2 separate regions of the Homo sapiens genome follow, and region 1 is linked to region 2. Evidence: chromatin loops called from intact Hi-C (ENCODE). Cell type or tissue: PC-3. All regions are shown on one strand. Each heading gives the region's core, and the rest is flanking DNA. Links, peaks and the distances in the headings are about the cores only. Region 1 overlaps PTPRM (protein tyrosine phosphatase receptor type M). Region 2 overlaps PTPRM (protein tyrosine phosphatase receptor type M).

What was found. Peaks named below come from ENCODE experiments on the same cell type or tissue, not always from the same donor. Only the 100,000 strongest peaks of a DNase experiment are listed, where the experiment ranks them.
Region 1: it touches region 2 in a loop (5-fold over the local background); 11 of 110 quality-filtered maps call a loop at or near these places.

What each region holds. Positions count from the first base shown.
Region 1 is chr18:7,632,221-7,642,932 of GRCh38, forward strand. The region is part of intron 1 of PTPRM (protein tyrosine phosphatase receptor type M); the gene reads left to right. Among named protein-coding and RNA genes, the nearest start is that of PTPRM, 70 kb to the left of the region's middle. In PC-3, for the core only: no CTCF peak of the experiment used is centred there; a DNase peak (open chromatin) is centred at 5,271; H3K27ac peaks cover 756 bases.
Region 2 is chr18:7,570,153-7,580,864 of GRCh38, forward strand. All of the region lies in intron 1 of PTPRM (protein tyrosine phosphatase receptor type M), which reads left to right. Among named protein-coding and RNA genes, the nearest start is that of PTPRM, 8.2 kb to the left of the region's middle. RefSeq lists an enhancer at 7,545-8,301. In PC-3, for the core only: no CTCF peak of the experiment used is centred there; DNase peaks (open chromatin) are centred at 5,709 and 6,759; H3K4me3 peaks cover 2,388 bases; H3K27ac peaks cover 3,188 bases.

The DNA.
Region 1 (10,712 bases), core at 1,036-9,035, 62 kb after region 2:
ACCATGGTGTTTTTCTGGATCAATGGCTGTGCTGTGTTTCTAGCAGTGCTCTACTCTAGACATTTTATATGTAAAGAAATGATGTTATATGCTCATTTTAGAGAAGAGGAAAGTGAGGCTCAGAGATGTTGCGTAATTGGCCTACAAGTTGCACAGATAGTAAGGGTAAAATTAGAATTGGAACTTGCGTTTAATTCCACAGTCTGTGTTTCTACTCTTTTTGCTTCATTGCTAAGATTTGGGCAATCCATAGGTCTTCAGTGATGCAAATCACCTCCAAGAAACCCCAGTGCCTTAGCACTTGGTGTCGTTTCCATGAACAGAGCTTTTGGTTTCCTTTGCTCAGACACTGTCCAAGTTGGGGCGGCTGAAAAAGGCTCCCTGAGCTGGCCACATCTGTTTTAATTAGGGATGTGTAAAATTCCAGCCATCAACTGTGCCAGAAGTCTGGATAGGCTGCATGTTACAGCTGATAAATGATCTAAGGCAAATTATCTGGATTTAGGGATGGTATTTGGGATGAAATAATGGAGAGTTAGAATGGTCTCTCAGCAAAGCTACGTGCTGTTTACTGTAGGAATTAGCATGCCTGATTAGTACAGCTCTGAGAAGGGATGAAAATGTCTAAAAAAATTCAGCAATTGCCTCAGTGCCCTAAATAGTCTTATGTCAGCAATTAGCAGTAACAGTCTTTCATTAATCCATCAGATTTCTGATGCTGCACATCCTAATGCAGGAGATAATAGAGAATCCTCAGGATTAGCCACTGATGCATCACACCACAGTATGTCATTACAGCAGCAGTGTTGAGACAGCATATTGAAGCAGAAAAACGGTAGAGCAACAATTCTCTGAAAGCAGGAAAGTGCTCCTTTTCTTCATTCATTTCAGAGTGCCATGTGCAATGAGCCATGACCAGGCAGCAGTCTGTATCACCAACTCTTTGGAGGTGTGTAAGTCGGCTTTTTAGTTGTATTAATGAGATGTTGCAAAAATAAGAGAGTCCAAGGAAAGAAACATATTGCTGGTAAATTCAAAGGGGTTCAGATTTTGCAACCATTCCTTGATGAAATGGACTCTCTTTCATGTATTCTGTGGTCGTGTTACCTAATCTTAGGAGGAGTCACCATGTTTTTGCTCTTCCCCAAATTCATCTTTGGATGGCTGTGTCTCAGAATCATTCAGCAAATATTTCACATCCTTTCTGGTTTCTTCAAGTCTCCAAATGCCTTCCCTTCCCCTCATTCCTGGCAGGGAGTCTTGCCTTGTACTTGACTTCCATCTTCTTAGCATCATGTGAACTCTCCCACCTTCCCTTCACTCCTCTTGGAATCCCCATGTTGTCACCTGTGTGTGTAGTGTGTGGTTGTCACACTTTGACAGATCTAATTTCAAATCTGACCTGCTCTCTCTATCTGGCAGAGTGACCAGGCACTACTCACTTGGAACCTTTGATCCCCTCCTTTCTTTCCAAATGCTCTTCCTGCATCCTCCGCATCGCAGGAAAGGACAGCATCTTTTGTCTGGTTCTCAAGCTGAGAAACTTGGAGTCATCCTGATTCCTGTTTCTCTCATGCCTACATTCAGCCAGTCAGCAGATCCTGTTGATTCTACCTTCACAGTATTTCCAACCACCATCCCGGCCCTCCTGCAGGTCTTTGCTGGCGTGATTCTTCCCTAGGACTTTCCCCTTTTCAGCATTGCCCCATAATGGTCTAGTCTGACCATTCCAAAATATGAATCTGATCACAGAGCCTCCAAAGTCTTCCATTTTTCACCTGGGAAAACACAGAATCTTTTCCAAGGCCCGCTGGGTATGGTGTGATTTGCTTCTAGCACTTCTCTTTGTTCATCTCCTACAGCTTCATCCCATCTCCTGCCATGGGCCCTGATGCTCCTCAAACACTCAAGCATATGTCCTCCTTGTAGCTCCTTTCTGTTTTTTCTTGTTGCTGTTTTTGTTTTAGTTGGCTGTATCCTCCGTGAGAATGTTCATTCCATAAAGAACAGGATTTTTTTTTTCCCATTTTGTTCACTGCCATCTCCAGCCTCTCGATTCCCATTGTACTGTTGCCTCTCTTCAATTTGAGAAATGCAGACCTATAGAATGAAGTTCAGGCTCTTTATCATAGTATTTGGTCTTCTCCACAATGCCCAGTTCCCTGTCTTTGGGCCATTACTGTTTGTATACTCACAGGAACCCTAGCTACACCCAGTTATACCATGGCTATGTCTTTGTCCCCATGGCTGTGAAGGTAGGACATGCTGAAAAGCTCTTTCCTCATTTTTACTTGTTAAAGGTCTATTCCTTATCTTTAATGCCCAAATGGATTGAACAATATTTTAGATTTCTCCCAATAAACATTTATCCTCCTTTCCTCTGAAATTTGCTGCCACTTGTATAGCATTTATCACATTTCGCCTTTGTAAGTTATTTGTGAACATCTTTCTCTTTTGTTATTCTTGTAAAATCCTTGACGATGGATTTCTTTTCATTTCAGATCTATTGTTGCATCCCTAGTTATCACCTTTTACACAGTGTTTAGCCAACTTATTTACAAATAGAAACAGCCTTAAGTTCATATTTCAAATGATCTCAATTAGTGTAGAAAGCTTTTATTATTTCCTCTTGTGTGAATTATTTACATGAACAAGAAATAACATGCATATGACAACAAATTAGGATATGTTATTTTCATATTAAATGTCCCTAAGATAATAAGCAATGAATTATTAATGTATCACACAGGCATATCTTTTATTTTATTTTTTGTTTTTTCAAATGTAAAAACAAAACTAAATTTGTCCTACCAGAAGCTCATAGGGTATGTTTAGGCTTTCAGGGAAAATAATTATTTTTACTTAGAGATCAGTAGCTAAATATAAAAAAGAACTTAAAATTTGCATTGTGCCCCCCAAAATTATGCCATGTATTTGGAATGTGTATTTCATATATGTTGGAGTTTAAAATATTTTTCCAGCAGTATAGAAAAACAGAAGAAAATGGACTTACATTTATTGTTAAAGCAACGTGTATTTTATATTTTTATATTTAAAATGCTTTTGATTATAATAGCTAAGGCAATTTTATAATGCAGGGCCCAAGTCTCATTTCCTTTCTGCTCTTCCACCAGGTAAGTAGTACTTCTTGATTTAATGCACTGATATTTTCTATAAAGTGCTTAGCATAGTACTATGTGCTTAATAGGTAGTTAGCACCCAATAAATATTAGCTTCTATTATTCATAAAGAAGTGACCTTCTCTTTTCAGAGTCCTTCTTGGCCTGTCATTTATCATATTATTGCCTTGTATTATTTTTATGTCTTTTCCAGCTAAGTGTCCTTTAATATTGTAGATAATTTTGTACATTGTAAAGGATTAATAAATTATTTATCCACTGAATAAATAATGAACTTGTGAACATTCTTTTAAAATTTAAGTAGCTCTGAAGTTTGCTCATATTGAGCCCAAACATGGCGGAAACTTCTGAGCATAGACAAGTTAATGCCATAAATAATCCCAGAAAAGCCACTGGACACAGAACGAGTCTCTGGGGATGAACCAGAAGTCACATTTGCCTGCCTACATTTTCCTTGCGGAGGCAGTTCTACTAAATTAACAGGGGATATATTAGCATGTTCAGAGACCTCTAAGGTACAGTAAAATCCATAGAATGCCCACTTCCACTACATTTGATAGAGTTACCCATTGGGTTAAGATTAGTTACTCAGTTTATTTATGTTGTAAATGACTTATTTGGCCATTTGTTTGGGAAAGGTAGGAAGAGCAGTGGAGAGAATGAGAGACTGCAGGGCAGACAAACGCTTCTGTTTTCTGACTGTGCACTCACATGAGAGAAAGAGAGCCTTTCAAAAAGTATTTGCTTGGGTGCTTCACATGGAAGATGTGAGCTGCTGAACTCTGGGAGCTGGCAGCCAGCCTGAATATGTCCTTTAAAGTGTACCTACCTGTTAACCACTGCAGTGCTTGGAATCTAGTAGGCATTCAAGGAAACTTGGATGTATAGATGACAAACTGGAAGTGACAATGTTCCAGGTAGAGGAGATAGCTTGCTTTTTATGGATGGCTTAGTTGCAGGCCTCCATTGGGTTCTCCCAAGGCTCAGTGTTTTGCCTGGAAGTTAAGCCATTTTCAGATCTATGAGTGCATAGGTAATGTAACCATTACATTATTATTGTTCTATTTCATTTACTTCCAAGTAAACCCCAGTCTTCCTTGTCATGATTATATTGATTGTATTCATTCCCACAATGATTCAAAAATACTGTGTGTCTCAGAATTGCATGGCCCTCCATTGGACAAGTGGGGCTAAAATGTAAGCAAGGTGGGCTTCCTAGAGAAGCCTACAGCCTAAGGGGGAGATGAGACCTGCTTACATGGCTGTCAGTACAGGACAGAGGAGGCGCGTGCTACACAGTAAAGGACTTCAGAGGAGGGAAATAGTCTGTACAGTCTGCAGGATGCCAAAGCACTTCAGAGAAGAAGTTGCATTTTAAGCAAGACTTTGAAGGAGATGTTGGATTTAAACAAAGGGACTGGGTTGGAGGTTTAGAGTGAGGACATTGAAGAGAAAGCAACAGGCATAGTAATTGGTAACTTTACAGTCATATCAATTAATTTATGTTAATTAAAAGTGTAATTCAGGCTGGGTGTGATGGCTCACTCCTGTAATCCCAGAACTTTGGGAGGCCTAGGCTGGCAGATGACATGAGGCCAGGAGTTTGAGACCAGCTTGGCCAACATGGTGAAACCCCATCTCTACTAAAAATGCAAAAATTAACCAGGCAAGGTGGTGCATGTCTGTAATCCCAGCTACTTGGGAGGCTGAGGCACAAGAATCACTTGAACCCAGGAGGTGGAGGTTGCAGTGAGCTGAGACTGCACCACTGCACTTTAGCCTGGGTGACAGAGCGAGACCCTGACTCAAAAAAAAAAAAAAAAAAACAGTGTAATTCATTTGCACATGTGTATCTGGCTAAGTAAAATGTTGTATATTGTCAAGTTTAAGATAAATTTTATTTCCCTTTATATCCTGTAGGACATCACAATAAAATTTTGTTTGGTCAGGCTTTTCTTATACTGTTTTATTTCTTTTAAGCATTGGGATTCTTCATACTCAAGATAAAAAAGGAAGTCATAATTGCATGTTATGATATTCTTTGAAGTTATGTTGGACAGCGTCCACAGTAGAAAAGGTTAAGTTCATTTCTTAATGTGTACACACTGCCTCTTACCCACTAGCATTGGGGCCACCTCATTCATTTGTTTGCTCATTCAACAAATATTTATTAGGCATCTACTGTGTGCCAGGCAGTGTCTAGTGTCTTTCAATTGTGTTTGCATTCCTCATGGTATGTTTTATATTCTTTTTCTTTCTTCTATTCTATGAACGTTTCTTTGGGGGATATAGTAGGTTCTTAATAATCATTGAATTAATGCACATTGAAAAATCTCACAAAGGAATTCAGGCATGAATAAGCAAGATGGACTTGTTGAAAGTTCCACTGCAGTTTTGGACTTGAGTACAAATATTGAATACTATGTTTCATAGGGTTTCATTAGAACAGAATGCGTTTACAACTTTTGAAAATTTTCTGGTGCTTTTCCTTAATTTAACAAATAATCCCACACATGAATCACATCACTGTTCAAAAATGTAACTTTGTATTTTGACTAACCTTACCTAATGGGGTTTTGGTATTAATTTAAGCATGAAGAACTATTCTTGGCTTTTGCCAGGAAACAGGTAGTTAAAGTTCTCTATACTTTTATTAATCATAACATTTCTTTAGGCCATTTCAGCTCTTATATGACTTGAGGGTGAATGAAAAACCATTCAGTTAACCAAACAGAGAAAACTGAAGACTGATTAGTTGAAGTCTCACAGAGTATATGCCCCTTCTACTCTACCCTAAACACTGAGATAGTCACATTTCCTAGAAAGACCCAGCGAAACCAGATTAGTAGAAAGAGGTCCAGAATAAAGTATCTGAGAAAGCATTATATCTGTAAGAGGAGAGTGTTTTACAGAAGATGAAGACTAATAATTTCAACTTCATGTGATAAATCCAGTTTGTTTCATTTTTAAATTTATGCTTCCTAATAAAGTAATTTATTCTAGGGCTCAAGGTTTTATAAATGGAGAAAGACAGTGCATATGATTAAGATTTCAAACTCTGTCATGAAAAGAATTATCCATGTTTCTGCCTGCCCCATGTTGTATAAATTTCTCTGTGACTTATAATTTCTTAGACATATTTATCTAATGATGTGTGTTTGAAAGCATCCACATTTTGTGTCTGCCCTAGTTTTTTAATGATTTTAAGTGCATTTTTAATGGTTGAAACTGTTATGTAGACCATCTTCTGAGGCAAAAACATGAAGTACTACATCACAATATTAAGTTCTTCAAATTAGAATTACAGTTTTAGTGCATTTGTTATTTAAGTATTATTAGGTTAGTTCTTATGCTAATTTTAGATTTATTAACAGATAGGCTGGAGCCTGCCAATTAATGCTTTTTACTCTTGATTCAGCAATAATTTGGGTAGTCAGAAATGCAGATGCATTTCTTATGGTCTTTTAGAAAATTATTTTCTTTTGATTTAATTACTTGGTGCAGGACATATTTCATTACGACACTTCTAAATCCAATTAAATATTTTTCTACAGGCAACAATTATTCTAAACTCTTTTCCTCACAGTGGAAAAGTTGATCATCTTGAATAATCTTAACCATGTTTATTTCTCCAAAACTGTAGTGTTTTACCTTGTAAATTTTCTTGTTTTCCAGGTGAATTTAAACTAGATATCTCATTTCCATTTTTCAGCATTTTCTCCAATTTGATTGACTTGTACTAATTGCTCTGTTGCCCAGGCTGGAGTGCAGTGGGGCGATCTCCACTCACTGCAAGCTCCACCTCCAGGGTTCACGCCATTCTCCTGCCTCAGCCTCCCGAGTACCTGGGGCTACAGATGCCTGCCACCACACCTGGCTAACTTTATTTTTAGTAGAGATGGGGTTTCACCGTGTTAGCCAGAATCGTCTCGATCTCCTGACCTCGTGATCCGCCTGCCTTGGCCTCCCAAAGTGCTGGGATTACAGGCGTGAGCCACCGCACCCAGCCTGACTTGTATTATTCTATATGCTTTTTTTTTTTTGAGATGAAGTCTCGCTCTTGTCCACCAGGCTGGAGTGCGATGGCGTGATCTTGGCTCACTGTAACCTCTGCCTCTTGAGTTTAAGTGATTCTCCTGCCTCAGCCTCCTGAGTAGCTGGGATTACAGGCACCTGCCACCACGCCTGGCTGATTTTTGTATTTTTAGTAGAGATGGGGTTTCACCGTGTTGGCTGGGCTGGTCTGGTCTCGAACTCCTGACCTCAGGTGACCCACCCGCCTTGGCCTCCCAAAGTGCTGGGATTACAGGCTTGAGCCACCGCTCTCGGCCTCTATATGCTTTTATATTCATATTCCACATGCTGTTTACATTTATATGGTGAACAAGCAGATATCATCCTGATATTGTAGAGCACATGATTTCTTGCTGTATTTTCATTGACTTTTTTCCAGTGAGCAAATAGAATATTTTTTACATTAGTTTTCACTTCTAGTTAGAATATATCTGTATTTGAAAATTTACCCAAAGAGTATTGCCACATCTTAACAAGTAGATTACTAAAGAAGGAAATAGCCTTGTTATCATGTTTTATTTTACTTGTAACAAATTCCAGTTTCTAAATATTCAAAGGAAGTGCATAACTAGTGTTTTCCAGATAACTTGTTTGGTAGGGGTTTTAGGGGTGGAGATGGTCTGTAATCAAAAATAAATGGCAGAATGGATGGATGACTGGCAGTGACAGATACTGAGCATTGAGGGGGAAATCATACTTAAAATGAATTTCCTATATCTTAGAATGTTAATAAAATATTATATAATTTATTATGCTGATGATTAGCCTGTGGGGTTTCTCTCCTGTTTCAGTACAGGTAGGCAGAACTTGCTACAGAAAGAAACTTCCAGTGTCCAGTTGAATGAATTAATTATATATATGTCATTCCAAATTATCTGATAGTTATATAATTTGAAGCAAATAATTATATGAAAGGAGCTTTAGAGATCATCTTACTGCAATTTTGTGATAATGAGGAAATTGAGGTCCGAGGAATTTTACTTTTCTCAGGTCATTGTGTATTAGGATGCTTTTGGTTGCAAGTGTCAGAGTCCCCAGTTGAAACTAGTTTAAGTAAACTAAAATATATATATATGACTGGGAAATCTAGGAGTAGATTTGGAGTCAGAAGTGCAGCAGCCAATTGGTGTGGTTAGGAGTTGGGTATTATAACTTTAGGTCATCCTTATTCCTAAGGATGTGGTAGGGAGACAGGTGATTGGCAGCTCCACTAGAACCATGGGGAAAGGGAGGAGCCAGTCTCTGAAAAAGGAAATAAACTCACCTAGTTTAGTGGAAGAATTGCTGCTGGAATCTGGCCTTTAGATTCCCAAGTTAATGCCATCTACATCAAAACCTTAATATGTAGTAGGATAGTTGGATTAATTAAGAGGGTGCTTAACTCTTAGTTGAGTAGATTGTCTACTTAGTTTTCATTTTAGAGCACCCTGAAGTTGGGGTTCTAAAGCCTTGTTTTAAAGCCAATAGAGCCTTTGGCTACAGTCTTTTGGAAGTTAGGGTTTTTATAAAACAAATGCATTGTTGGTGACATGATAAATGCAGATGAGAATAGAGCACAAATCTGCTAAAAATTTAGAATTTTTAAAAATGATAATGGAAATAACTCCCAAGAACATATAAACTATGATCTGTTCAACATGCAGGTCTTTTCAGCTTTTCTTTCTCTTTGTCCCGGAGCTAAAGCTTGATTCAGGACCTGGCTGTGTGTCCTACTTGGAGCTGCTGAAAGGTCCCCACACATTCCAGTCAACCTATATCTTCCTTCTCCAGGGACCTTGTCATCTCAGCGAGTAGATTTAATTTGTCTTTAATATTAAATATGTTCAGTAAGTATGTGTGTATGTACGTGTGTCTGTTTAAACTTTACATTTGATTTTTCCTAATTATCCTTAGTGAATTCTTAGAAATGTGATCAGAAATACCCATAATATTAAGAAAAGGAGAAAGAGAGACAGGAAAGGACTTAGTTAATTCAAAAACTGCATAATATATCAAGATATGATTGCTATCACATACTAACAGAATGTTTAAGTTCTCTCACTCATGAAAAAAAACACACATCTTCCAGATAAAAAGGTAACACAAATGTGTGTACCTTAATCATACCCATATGTAAAACTAGAGCGGTGGCATGAATCCCAAGAAGTGGGCGGTTGCCCACAGCTGTACTTCTGTCTCAGATGGATAACTGCAATCACTAACCTTTTTTGAAGAATTTGATATGATACTGAGAAAATAGTGATTAATCAAAGCCCCTTTTAAAATGGAAGACTTTCATCTATAGGCATTAACTTTTTATGATCAGAGAAAAAAGCAGTAAAGAATAGGTGAAACATTTATTGTATACTTACTTTCGGTCCAGCATTATGCTTTACATACTTAAATTTCTAATTCATCTTATCTGTGAAGTGAGTACTATTGCAAATATGAATTCACTTTACAGATGAGGAAACTGAGGCCTGGAGAGGTTAAGTAAATGATCTAAGGCGAATCCAGGTCAGAATGTGTGCTCTTGAGGGCTATGAGGGATGTGGAGGATTAGTATAGGAGCACTGTCTGGTTGTAAATGGCAGGGCAGAAACCTGACCTTTGAACCACTCTGTGTTCTACCTGCTTCCGTGGCAGACCTTGTCCCAAATATTTCAGGATTGATCAAGCAAGTAACAATACTAGGTTATTGACTCACGGTTCTGTGAAGGAAAGAAAATTGAATATTTCTGAGAAAAATTGTACCAAAATAGAGAGTGCCCTTAAACTGTATCAGCTTGTGAGACGTGTTTTAGGCAAGAAGTTTCCAGTTTTTTTCCTGGGAAATGCTGTACAGCAGTGGGCCCTGGGAGGAACGGCATATACATTAAACTCCTTCCAGAGAACTATTTGTTCTCTTTTAGGGACAAGATGTGTTCTTAAAAGTTGGGCAGACTTCACATCTAATTCTTCTACTGTCGTTACAATTTCCTACACTAATCCTAAATTCCGTGGAGTTTTTATTACATTGGTTGGTGGCATTAGCCTGTCAACAGCTGGATGAGATAGAAGTTAGAAAATGGACTTTTTGAGGTCAGGAAGCTAAGCAACCAGAAGAACCAATTTGTCAACTTAAATCATCTGGGGAATGGAAAAAATTATTCCACAATGTGGGAAATAAAAGACCGCCTGGAGCTACTGGTTTTTGTTTTTATTTTCTTTTTGTTATTCCTCTTTGCACTTCCCTTTTCCGAGCAGCATTATGTGTGGGTTATAGAAAGCTTACATGTTGACTTTGTTATGTGGTCATTTGATGTGGTCGCGCTAACGTTTATTGTAAATACTGTGAGTATTTTTCACCCTTCTGGCTTAATTACCTGTGGCCACATCAACCTGAATGTATTTGAGAGGTAAAGGGGCCCAAGACTTCAGTAAGAGCCTTTACTTAAAAAAAAAAAAAAAAAAAGAAGAAGAAAGAAAAAATTTTCATCTTTGTGTTGTTTATCTTTTAATAATGGGGCATTCATGCAT
Region 2 (10,712 bases), core at 1,236-9,235:
AAATTTCATATGTGCAAGGATCAGATATGTTTCACTTCATTATTTATTTTTCTCTCCATATTGCGTTTAGGTAGTACAGGTGTGAATCAGGGTTTTGTTTTTTGTTTTTGTATGTTGAGGAAGTTAATTCTGAATGCTAGGAGTGGCATTGACACATTTCTTTTTTATGTTTCTTCCAGAAATTGTAGTAATTGGCTGCTTTTCACTTGACATGGGAATAAATTTTAGAGCCAGAAGAGCTAGATTGTAAGCTCCCTGAGGGCAAAGCCAATTTTCGTTTTCTTCTGACTTTCTCACAAAACATTTCTCATAGATCCTTAGATGTCACAGGCATTATTACTATTTGTTGAATAAATCACTAATGAGAATCTTGATCATTTGCACATATTCAAATTGTGTGTGAATGGACCAATATATAATAAAATGGAGGGAGAGAAGTGATTGTTAAAAGTTAGACTTGGCTTGCCTTTTCCACACTGGGTTCTCTTTAGGCCAATGGACTAATCATGAGGGTTTATAAATATAATCAGTCAAGGGTTTTTGTATAACTCAGACATTATCTACACAAGGCACTCTGCCCTTTGCTTTCTGCAGTGCTCTCCTGTCCTCTTTTGGAATGGGTTTGGAATTGTTAAGATTGTTAATTAACCATTTCTGGAGGTGGACTACATGTGATTTGGATACCAGACATCAGAAATAGAATGCTAAACTTACTGGAAAAGTATTAGGATTTGGGCCTGTGATGACATTGCTTACTTATAATGATGGATTTCATTACAAAATTGTGGGTTTTTTTTTTTTTTTGGAGATAGAGTCTTGCTCTGTCGCCAGGCTGGAGTACAGTGGCACGATCTTGGCTCACTGCAACCTCCACCTCCCGGGTTCGAGCGATTCTCCTGCCTCAGCCTCCCGAGTAGCTGGAACTACAGGTGTGCACCACCACCACCGCCAGCTAATTTTTGTATTTTTAGTAGAGACGGGTTTTCACCATGTTGGCCAGGATGGTCTCAATCTCTTGACCTTGTGATCTGCCTGCCTTGGCCTCCCAAAGTGCTGGGATTACAGACATGAGCCACCGTGCCCAGGCTGAAAAATTGTTTTTTATCATTACCGTTTCTAATTTGTTAGGCAAAATAATGGAGGTTCACTTTATATCTTCTAGGTCTTTAGTGTTCACTAAAAATAACTGGTAAGATGGTATATAAGTAAGACATGAGAAAGAAAGTTAAATTATTTTACCTTTGTTGGAAATTCCCTTTTGCATGGTGAGAAACCAACGAGTTGGCAAGTTGTTCCTCTTTGACCCAATTTCTTAAAAGCCAAGTTGCAACATATATTATATAATACAATGAAGTGTTTAGTTCTACCTTATAATGGTTTTGATGTGTTAAGTTCTGCTAAGCAAGCTTTGGTTTGCAGAAATAGAAATATAGACTTAGCTCTTTGTTTCAGCTACAGTGGTATTTGAAATATATTAAATGTTAACATAACCTTGTGAATTTGGGACTCGTGGAGAAATTAATTTTTTAAAATATTTTAAGGATGTTTGTGGGAAAACAGCTGAAATCTGAATAAAGCCTGTAATTTAGTTAGTAGTGTGGTACCAATGTTAATTTCTTAGCTTTGGTAATTCTGCTCTGTGAATGTAAGATGTTAACATTAGGGGGAAGCTGGGTGAAGGGTGTACTTGCACAGTTTGTATTGTTTTTGCAAGTCTTCTATAAATCTGAAATTTTTTCAAAATACAGAATTTTAAAGCACCCTTTGCAAAGAGTGGTAATATGTTTGTTTAGCAGTTAAGTTTATTTTTTCTTTTTCAGATAACTATAGTCATAGCATTTTACATTTTCAAGGTGCTTTCGCTAGATTGAAAATTGATAATGAAGAAAATACTTCAAATTTAAATCAGTGAGCATGAAAGAAATATGCTAAGAAATTACTATAACATTCTTAGTGTTCTGTATATGTAAAGAAGAATTGCTTGAGCATAATAAATTGTTCCGATCTAGAAAATTATAGGTTTTAGTCTCTCATGTTTTCAAAGGGTTATTTTTACAGATTTTAAGAAAAGAATCTATTGACATGTAGTGATATATGGATAAGTGTGTATATAATTTTGGTAATTCAAAATGAATTTTCTTTAATGAACAAGTAATTTGAATTATGTCTTCAGATTATATAAATTCTTTATAAATGAAGCATAGCCTAGCCTTTAGATTTGGTAAAAGTTGGTTTCAGAATTTAAGCAATTCTGTGACAATTCTAGAAAAGTCAATACCTTTATTTAAATTTTTCATAATTCTCTAAGGATTGTAATATATTCTAGGAATTGTGAGGCTGTATACAGTAGAGGAACTATGTATTAGATTAAATATTGTTTTCTTTCAATTTTTGTTTTAGATTTCATTAAGTTTCTAGAATGAGCATGTATTATCTAAATATCCCAAGGCTTAGTTTTCATTTAGGGAATCAGGCATTTTAATGAGTTTTATGCTTTTCAACAGTGAAACATTTTTCTTAGGGGTTATGTCCACCATGCATTTTACTTTAGTTCTGAGATTCTTCTCTTTGAAAACCAACTTTCCTATAGTTTCACTTTTTAGTGTGCTTACTATCTTTATGAATATAACATGCATGTTAATAGGCTTATTTTATAAGCGAGGGAAGGTTTAATTATTAATGTCTTTCCAACTCACAAACATTCTAAAAAGGTACAAAATAATGTAAATCTTGCATTATAAGAGGATGTTGCTTTTTTGCTTCCTAAAATACCGCGGTGGTTTTCAGTTTAGTCATCAGAAAGCCTGAGTTGACACTGTAGCTCTGAAAAACCCAGCAGAGAAAAATAAGTTGGGCTGCCTTGGGTGGAGAGGAGGAAAGATTTAGTCACCAAGCTTCCTAGTCTGTAGTGCCCCCATCATTGGTGAGGAGGCTGGCAAGGCCAGGGCATAATTAAGGGTCTGGGAGTATGTGAGAGAAAAAGACAAAAACAGGATGAGAAGAGAAGTGTTGTGTACTCAGGTGTGGGATGTGACAAGCTCTAGAGATCTTAGCAAGGGAGGGTCACTCCCCTTGTGCCCTCTTAGCTATGAAGGAGAAACACATGGAAAGTTGAAGGAGGGCCATGAAGAGTGGCAGTTGTGCAGGTAGATCACAGTGACATCCTGCCTCAGTGACGTTAGGTGGCTCTGGGGAGGGCCTGGGAAACTGCACCAGTGTTGATGGTGAGCTAGGTTTTAATCTGTGCTTCTCAAAACCTGCTGTCCACGGGGAGCATCTGGAGGCCTCCTTTCAAAGGCTGCTTCCTGGGGCCCAGCTGTGGTGATTCTGATGTCCACGACAGAGGTCCCCCAGCATCCCTGGGTGGTCAGGGTTTGTAGCCACAGTTGAAGAAACGTTGTCCTGAAAGAGGAGGTTTTTGTTTTGTTTTGTTTTGTTTTGTTTTGTTTTTTTTGAGACAAAGTCTCGCTCTTGTCCCCCAGGCTAGAGTGCAACTGAGTGATATTGGCTCACTACAACCTCTGCCTCCCGGGTTCAAGCGATTCTCCTGCCTCAGCCTCCCGAGTGGCTGGAATTACAGGTGCCTGCCACCACGCCTGGCTAATTTTTGTATTTTTAGTAGAGACGGGGTTTCACCATGTTGGCCATGGCTGGTCTTGAACTCCTGACCTCAGGTGATCCTCCTGCTTCCACCTCCCAAAGTGCTGGGATTACAGGCATGAGCCACCACGCCTGGCCCTGAAAGAGGAGTTTTTAAAGTGTTGTCCTTGAGCCAGCAGCATCAGCATTACATTGAAAGTTGTTAGACTTGCAACCCTCTGACCCTGAATCCGCAACCCTGGGGATGAGGCCCGGCAATCTGTGTTAGAACAAGCCCCCCATGGGATTCTGATGTGACCTGAGATTGGAGAACCCTTGTTCTAAAAGAACTGAGATCTTCTGCCTGCCCTATCAGCCTCCCTTGACAAGAGCTGAAAGAGAACTGGGGGTAAAAATATCACATCCATTCATTCACTGCTTAGCCTCTTGATTAATACGGCCGGTATTACCAACATGGTGATGTGATCGTGTTGTCTCTGGCCAGACACTGGGGAAGAGACTAAATCCAGCCAGTTGTAAAACTCAAATGAATAAAAAAGTTTCCTATGTTTTTACTTACCACGATGTAACAATTAAATTTTGTTGTAATGGTTAGCCATTGGAAATTTCCCTGGGTTGATATTTTGTATAGGAGATATTTGTTGGCTTGTTATAATAAGCATGCAGCCCAGTGTGCTTATTAGAATATTTAATAGTGCTTATTAATAATTCTTATTGAAATATTTAATTCAAATAAATATTTATTGAGCACTTACATTTGTACGGCCCCTTTGTGGATGGTAATGGGCAAGGATAAAGCAGGTATAGTTACCACACTTTGAGAAGTTATTCATTTATTAAAATTTCAAAATCTACTAAAATGGAAAGAAACAGGGACTTTCTCAGGAGAGAACTGGAAGTTAGTAGATGTAAGATTTGGAATTGTAATGTGGAATTGTGAAACTTTGCCTTTGGCAATAAACTCAAATTCCAAATAGAAAGAAAATAAAGGTTTTTCGGCCAGGCGCGGTGGCTCACGCCTGTAATCCCAATACTTTGGGAGGCCGAGGCAGGTGGATCACGAGGTCAGGAGACGGAGACCATCCTGGCTAACGTGGTGAAACCCCGTTTCTACTAAAAATACAAAAAAATTAGCCGGGCGTGTTGGTGGGCGCCTGTAGTCCCAGCTACTCCGGAAGCTGAGGCAGGAGAATGGCGTGAACCCGGGAGGCGGAGCTTGCAGTGAGCCGAGATCGCGCCACTGCACTCCAGTCTGGGCGACAGAGCGAGACTCCGTCTCAAAAAACAGAAAAAAATAATGAAGATTTTTCTTGGACATTTATTTAAAGTACTGACAATGTGTATCCTAAAATTGAGCCTAATTTTTCTCTGAACCCTCAAAGACAACCATTGCATCTCTGTCATTTAACACTCCAGGTAAATAAAAATAATCATGATGTCTTTTAACAGATTGATCCTGAGCGCTTTGTAGCCGGCCTTTCTGAGAAACAGCTGAAGAGTGCTTCCCTGCTGCCGGTTGCTCCTGCTGCCATCCGCAGCTGATCACTAGGTGTAGCTGCGTCCCTTAACCCCCCTGCCTGAGCCAAGCAAGGTCCAGCCCCATCCATAGATGGCTTCCTGGACAGCTAAAGAAAGGCACGAGAGCGGACTTTCATCCGCTTACGTGTGCATCTCTAAGTCTTTATTGTAAAATTGAGTTCTTTAGTGGGAGTTGTAGTTCCACTGCTACTTGTAGTGTAGTTTGTTGAAATTCAGCACTGATCCAGAGACAACTTTAGATTCACCTGCTACAGTCTTACTCAATTTTTTCTTTTTTCTGCTGTGTCATATGTTGCTGCTAATCTACATGTAGTGGTAAAACTGGAAGAAGTAGTATATATTTGCCAACTAAGTAAAGGGTTCATGTTAACCTTTGGGGCCTTCTTGTAGTAGACCAGAAAAAGCAGTGGTGTGGATGGCTCTGTGTAGGTGTGTAACATCTTTAGGACATGGCTTGTCTGTACTTTTCTTACGTCTGCAAGGAGTGACTTCTACAGCACTGAGGGTTTAGGTATGTAATTCAAGAAGTCATGAAAATCTGCCTGGAAATCTGATTCAGCCATTTTTCCTGCTTAAAACTCAGAAGACTAATGAGTCATCAAAAACTTTATATGAAATGCAAGTGTTGGGCTTTGGGTTAGAAGTCAGGGCAGGGTGGAGAATCTGATTGAAGATGGCTGTGTGGCTTCCTTTCGAAACTGGGGCTAGCAGGGGTTGGAAATGACCTTGCAAGCTAAAAGAGCAAGGATTGCAGGACATACAGGAGAGATGAATGAGAGGAGAGGAGTCAGAGACTTGTCAAAACTGATAAGGTTTTAGCATCTCCCTCTGAAGAAAAGGCCACTGTTTAACAGAATGATTTATTTCAACATGCACCAGCCAAAGCAGAAGCAAAGCATTTACTTTTTATGGGCTGCAAAGCATAAAAGCTTATAGAGCATCAGTTTTTCAGATGGGTGAATATTCATTTTAATCTCTCTTTCTATTCAATATGCAGAAAGCAGATTTATTGCATACAATGAGAAGAGTGCATATTAGTGTGGGTTACTCTGGGAGTCTGAGGCCCCATTACTTTTCCCTGGCTTCTAGCTATGGAATCAAAATGGGCTCACAGGTAACAGGTAGGCTTTGACAGAGGGTGAGAAGGAATTGGACCACACCCTTTGTATAGTCTGTGTTTTTTTGATTTTTTTTTCTCAAGGCGTCTTGCTCTGTCATCCAGGCTGGAGTGCAGTGGCAGGATCACTGATCATGGCTCAATGTAGCTTCGACTTCCTGGGCTCAAGCAGTCCTCCCACCTCAGCCTCCTGAGCAGCTGGGTCCATAGGCACAAGCCACCATGCACGGCTAATTAAAGAAAAAAATTGATAGAGATGGGGTTTTGGTACATTGCCCAGGCTAGTCTTAAACTTCTGGGCTCAAGTAGTCTTCAGCCTCCCAAAGTGCTGGGTTTACAGATGTCAGCCACTCTGCCTGGCCCAGCCTGTTTTTGATGGATACTATTTGTTCTCTCTTCTCTGTTTGAGTAGCTTGAGGTACTTTACATCATGTAATAAGCACATGCTTAAAATGAACTTAAAATGGACTCAGTGTGATGTTCCATCTAGATATACAATTATAAGGTGGTTTAAAGCATTCCTTTTAACATACTCATAATGTGTAAAACCAGATTACTTAACAATTTTAGCATGTAGTAGTCACTCAATAAATATTTGTTGAATGAATGAAGAAACAATTTAAAGAAGCTCCCTTGGAGAAGAAAAAAATCAAATAACTTATGCTTAAGGCTGTTTTTTTTTTCCTACTTCCTATCAAGTTTGACTTAGGTATCTCCAATAACCTTAACAATAGAACCAGGCTGTGTGTTTAGTGCCTGGTGCCATTAGCAATTTATAGGTGTATAGAGACACAGTTGCTAAATTTAAAGGAAAAAGTATTACCTTTTGTTAATTAAATATATAAAAGTAAGACTGTAGTTTTATTGTGTATAATAAAAATGTATAAATCAGTTATTGCTATAAAGTAGCATTTTGATATAATACTGATCACTAAAAAATGAAATTTACTATGCAGTAGATTTATCATGACTGTACTCTAGGGGGATTTGATTTAGTCACTGGTATATTAAAGGAACCATGGTATCACCAGAAAGAAGATTCCATGACAGGGAATAATATATATTATCTCTGCTGCCTTTTATTTCTGATATAGAATGAAATGAATTATACCTACACAGAGCTCAGACAGCATCATGATAACATCAGGCTCATCTTCATTACAGCAGGCATGTTCTCGTTCCTTTTTCATTCAGTGTATCATACTCTCAAGTGATAAAACTTAATAAAAAGAGGCTACTTTGACAACAACCTCATAAACTGTGTTTTCTACTTCCTCAACTTCTGAAGTCTTGAACACCAAATGTGGTGTAAAATTTCCACCATGAGTTCAGGTCATTGGCTCTCATTGGCATTGTGTTCTGTGTGTGTGTGTGTGAGGGAGGTTCTCCCTCGTCTCTCTGTCTGTCATCATTTTCATCCCAAATGTGTGACTTTTTAAAGAGCCTCTGCTTTTCTTTCTAATCTTGCTCAGTAGGCAGGGGCCCCTGTGAGACAGCTGGTTGAGAATGCTTGGTATGTTTGGAGTGCAGCATGCTTTGTCAGAGAGGGACAGGACACAGTGGGGGTCTGAGGCTGTGACATCAGCCATGGGGATCCCTGAGCTGTTGAAAGAAGGGCAGTAGTAGCCTCTGGTTGGATCAGGTCTTCCTGGCATTGAGTTCTCCTTCTACCTCTAAGTAGCCATGAGACCTTGGGTGTGTTATTTCATTTTAAAATACCCTGCAGGATGATGATGATGATTATGATGATGATGATGATAATGATGATTTTTAGACAGGGTCTCACTCTTGTCACCCAGGCTGTAGTGCAAGTGGCATGATCATAGCTCACTGCAGCCTTGAACTCCTGGGCTCGAGCGATCCTCCCACCTCAGCCTCCTGAGTAGTTGGGAGCATAGGTGCATCACCATGCCTGGCTAATTAATTTTTTTTTTTTTTTTTTTTTGAGACGGAGTCTTGCTCTGTCGCCCAGGCTGGAGTACAATGGCGTGATCTTGGCTCACTGCAAGCTCCACCTCCCAGGTTCATGCCATTCTCCTGCCTCAGCCTCCCGAGTAGCTGGGGCTATAGGCGCCCGCCACCATGCCCGGCTAATTTTTTGTATTTTTAGTAGAGATGGGGTTTCACTGTGTTAGCCAGGATGGTCTCGATCTCCTGACCTCGTGATCCGCCCACCTTGGCCTCCCAAAGTGCTGGGATTACAGGCGTGAGCCACAGCGCCTGGCCAATTTTTTTTTTTTTTTTAAGAGACAGAGGTCTTGCTTTGTTGCCTTGGCTGGTCTCAAAACACCTGGGTTCAAGTGATCCTCCCACCTCAGCCTCCCAAAGTGCTGGGATTACAGGCGTGAGCTGCTAATGCCCAGCCTCCTTGCAGAGTTATTGCAAAGACTAAATCAGAGAACCAATGCTGTGATGTCAGGGGCCCCTGGGGTGATAGGGCTTCATGTGTAATTAGTGGTCAGAATAAGACGGGTCCATCAGTCTGTTCCCCCATCCTCATGCAGATTACAGATTTAAGCATAGGAACCCTGTGCTTTCATAAGTGAAAAAGTGTTGAATATTGGCAATTTCACATGATTCAGACTAACACATCCCCTTTCTGGGTCCAAGGCTTTGATAGTTGTGGTGCTGGGAGGTTGTATAAGTGACATAGAAGTATGTGTATGTGGTTATGTATGTCTAGATTTTATAAACAGGGCCAACATTATGTTTGAAAAGAAAAAAGCCCCCTGAAATTAGCAAAATAATCATGTTAAAATTGGCATCATGAAAAGCCAGCACTGCTCGGTGCCATGGAAGGCCCTGCATCCTGGATACCTGCATTACAGTCACCTGAAGCACTTGTTAAAAATGCAGATTCCTGGCCCCACCAGACCTACAGAGTCAGAAACTGGAAAGAAATACCTCATATGATTTTGATCTTCTTTAAAGTTGAAGAGCTACTGGAAGGAAAGTAACAGTGACTCAGAGACCCTGCCTTTGTATTGAATTTATCACATCTACTATGAGGAGTGTTAAGAAAGCATCTGAGGATTACTATTAATACATGAATTTTTACATAGCAAACTATAATTGGCCAGAGAGCATTTCTTTTATAAAGCAGAGGCTTTTCAGCATTAGAAGAGAAAATGAGTTATGAAACAATTACATTATAGAAACTTATCTGCTTCGTATATATCTTGCAACTTGGTGACCTCTAGTAAATGTGGCATCACTCTGGAATGTTTAGAATATAGTGAAAGAATAAAGACATTTTGGAGTAATCAGAACACAGATGATTTTAGATCTCTAAATTTGCCAATTTGAGCTGCATTTTGAGATGACTCATTCAGGGAAGATCATGAGACAAGATGATCTGCAAAGTATTTTGGGAAGATTATTTTCCAGCACTTAGTCCTTTACTTCATGTTCATTGAAACATGTGAACGTTGTGGAATGATTTGTCTTAGGTGCCCCATAAGGATGGACCAAAAGCTTGGTGCTTTGATTGCAGTAGTTTTAAAAAGTCTCACAAACCTCAAAATGGGCATATTGGTCTGTTAAAGCACTTGAAATTTCCACTAGCTCATCATTTTGGCCAAGGAAGAAAGGTCTTTGTCAAAATGTCGTCTCTAGGAGAGGTGGCTCATTAAGTTATCTTAAATATGACATCTCTAACTAGCTGTCACCTCGATAAGTTGACATCTTTAGATTCTCCCTTGTAAAATGACATTTGATTCAAGGATCTCTCCAATATCTTAAAGAGTATGAGGATTGTCATCAGCTTATGTCTTAGTTCAGATTAGTTTGTCAGATGGCACAGCAAAAGAGAATGAGACTTGGATCATTGGGTCATTTTTGATAGGTGAGCATGGGAGACATGTCTAGAGCACTGGGTCCCATCTGAGAGAGTGCCTGATACAGCATGAGGTTGCTTGCTAACAAGAAGTGGGTGTTGAAGGGCTGTCTGCAAGATTTTAGATGCTTTGAACATTTGCCATAGGCTTCATCTGCTAAGCTATGCACTTAGCATAAGCGAAGTTCACTCTTTCTCTCTGTACTTGAGAATGTAGCTACCATTCACAGGTGACGCCAAAGGCTCTTCAGCAACTAGACTGTTAAGGCCTGTGGCTTTCTTCTTAAATATTGATAATATACGTAAGCCTTATTTCAGGGGCTTAGCATTGATAGTCATAAGTGATAACCATATATTGAGCACTAAGTATGTGCTAAATAGTGTGCTGAGAGGGTATGATATTCTCAAACTTATTGCCCCCCATTTACAAATAAAAGCTTGGCTGAGAGAATCAACGGAGACTTTGGGAGGTAAAGTCGTCTCCACTCCCAACCCAACCATGTCATCCGAACGTGGGGTACATGTACCATATTATGTCTCCCTCCCCATACATACACAGAGTAGTGTTTTCCTGATTTATGCTTTACTTTGATGCCATCCTCCTGTATTGAAGTGTGCTCT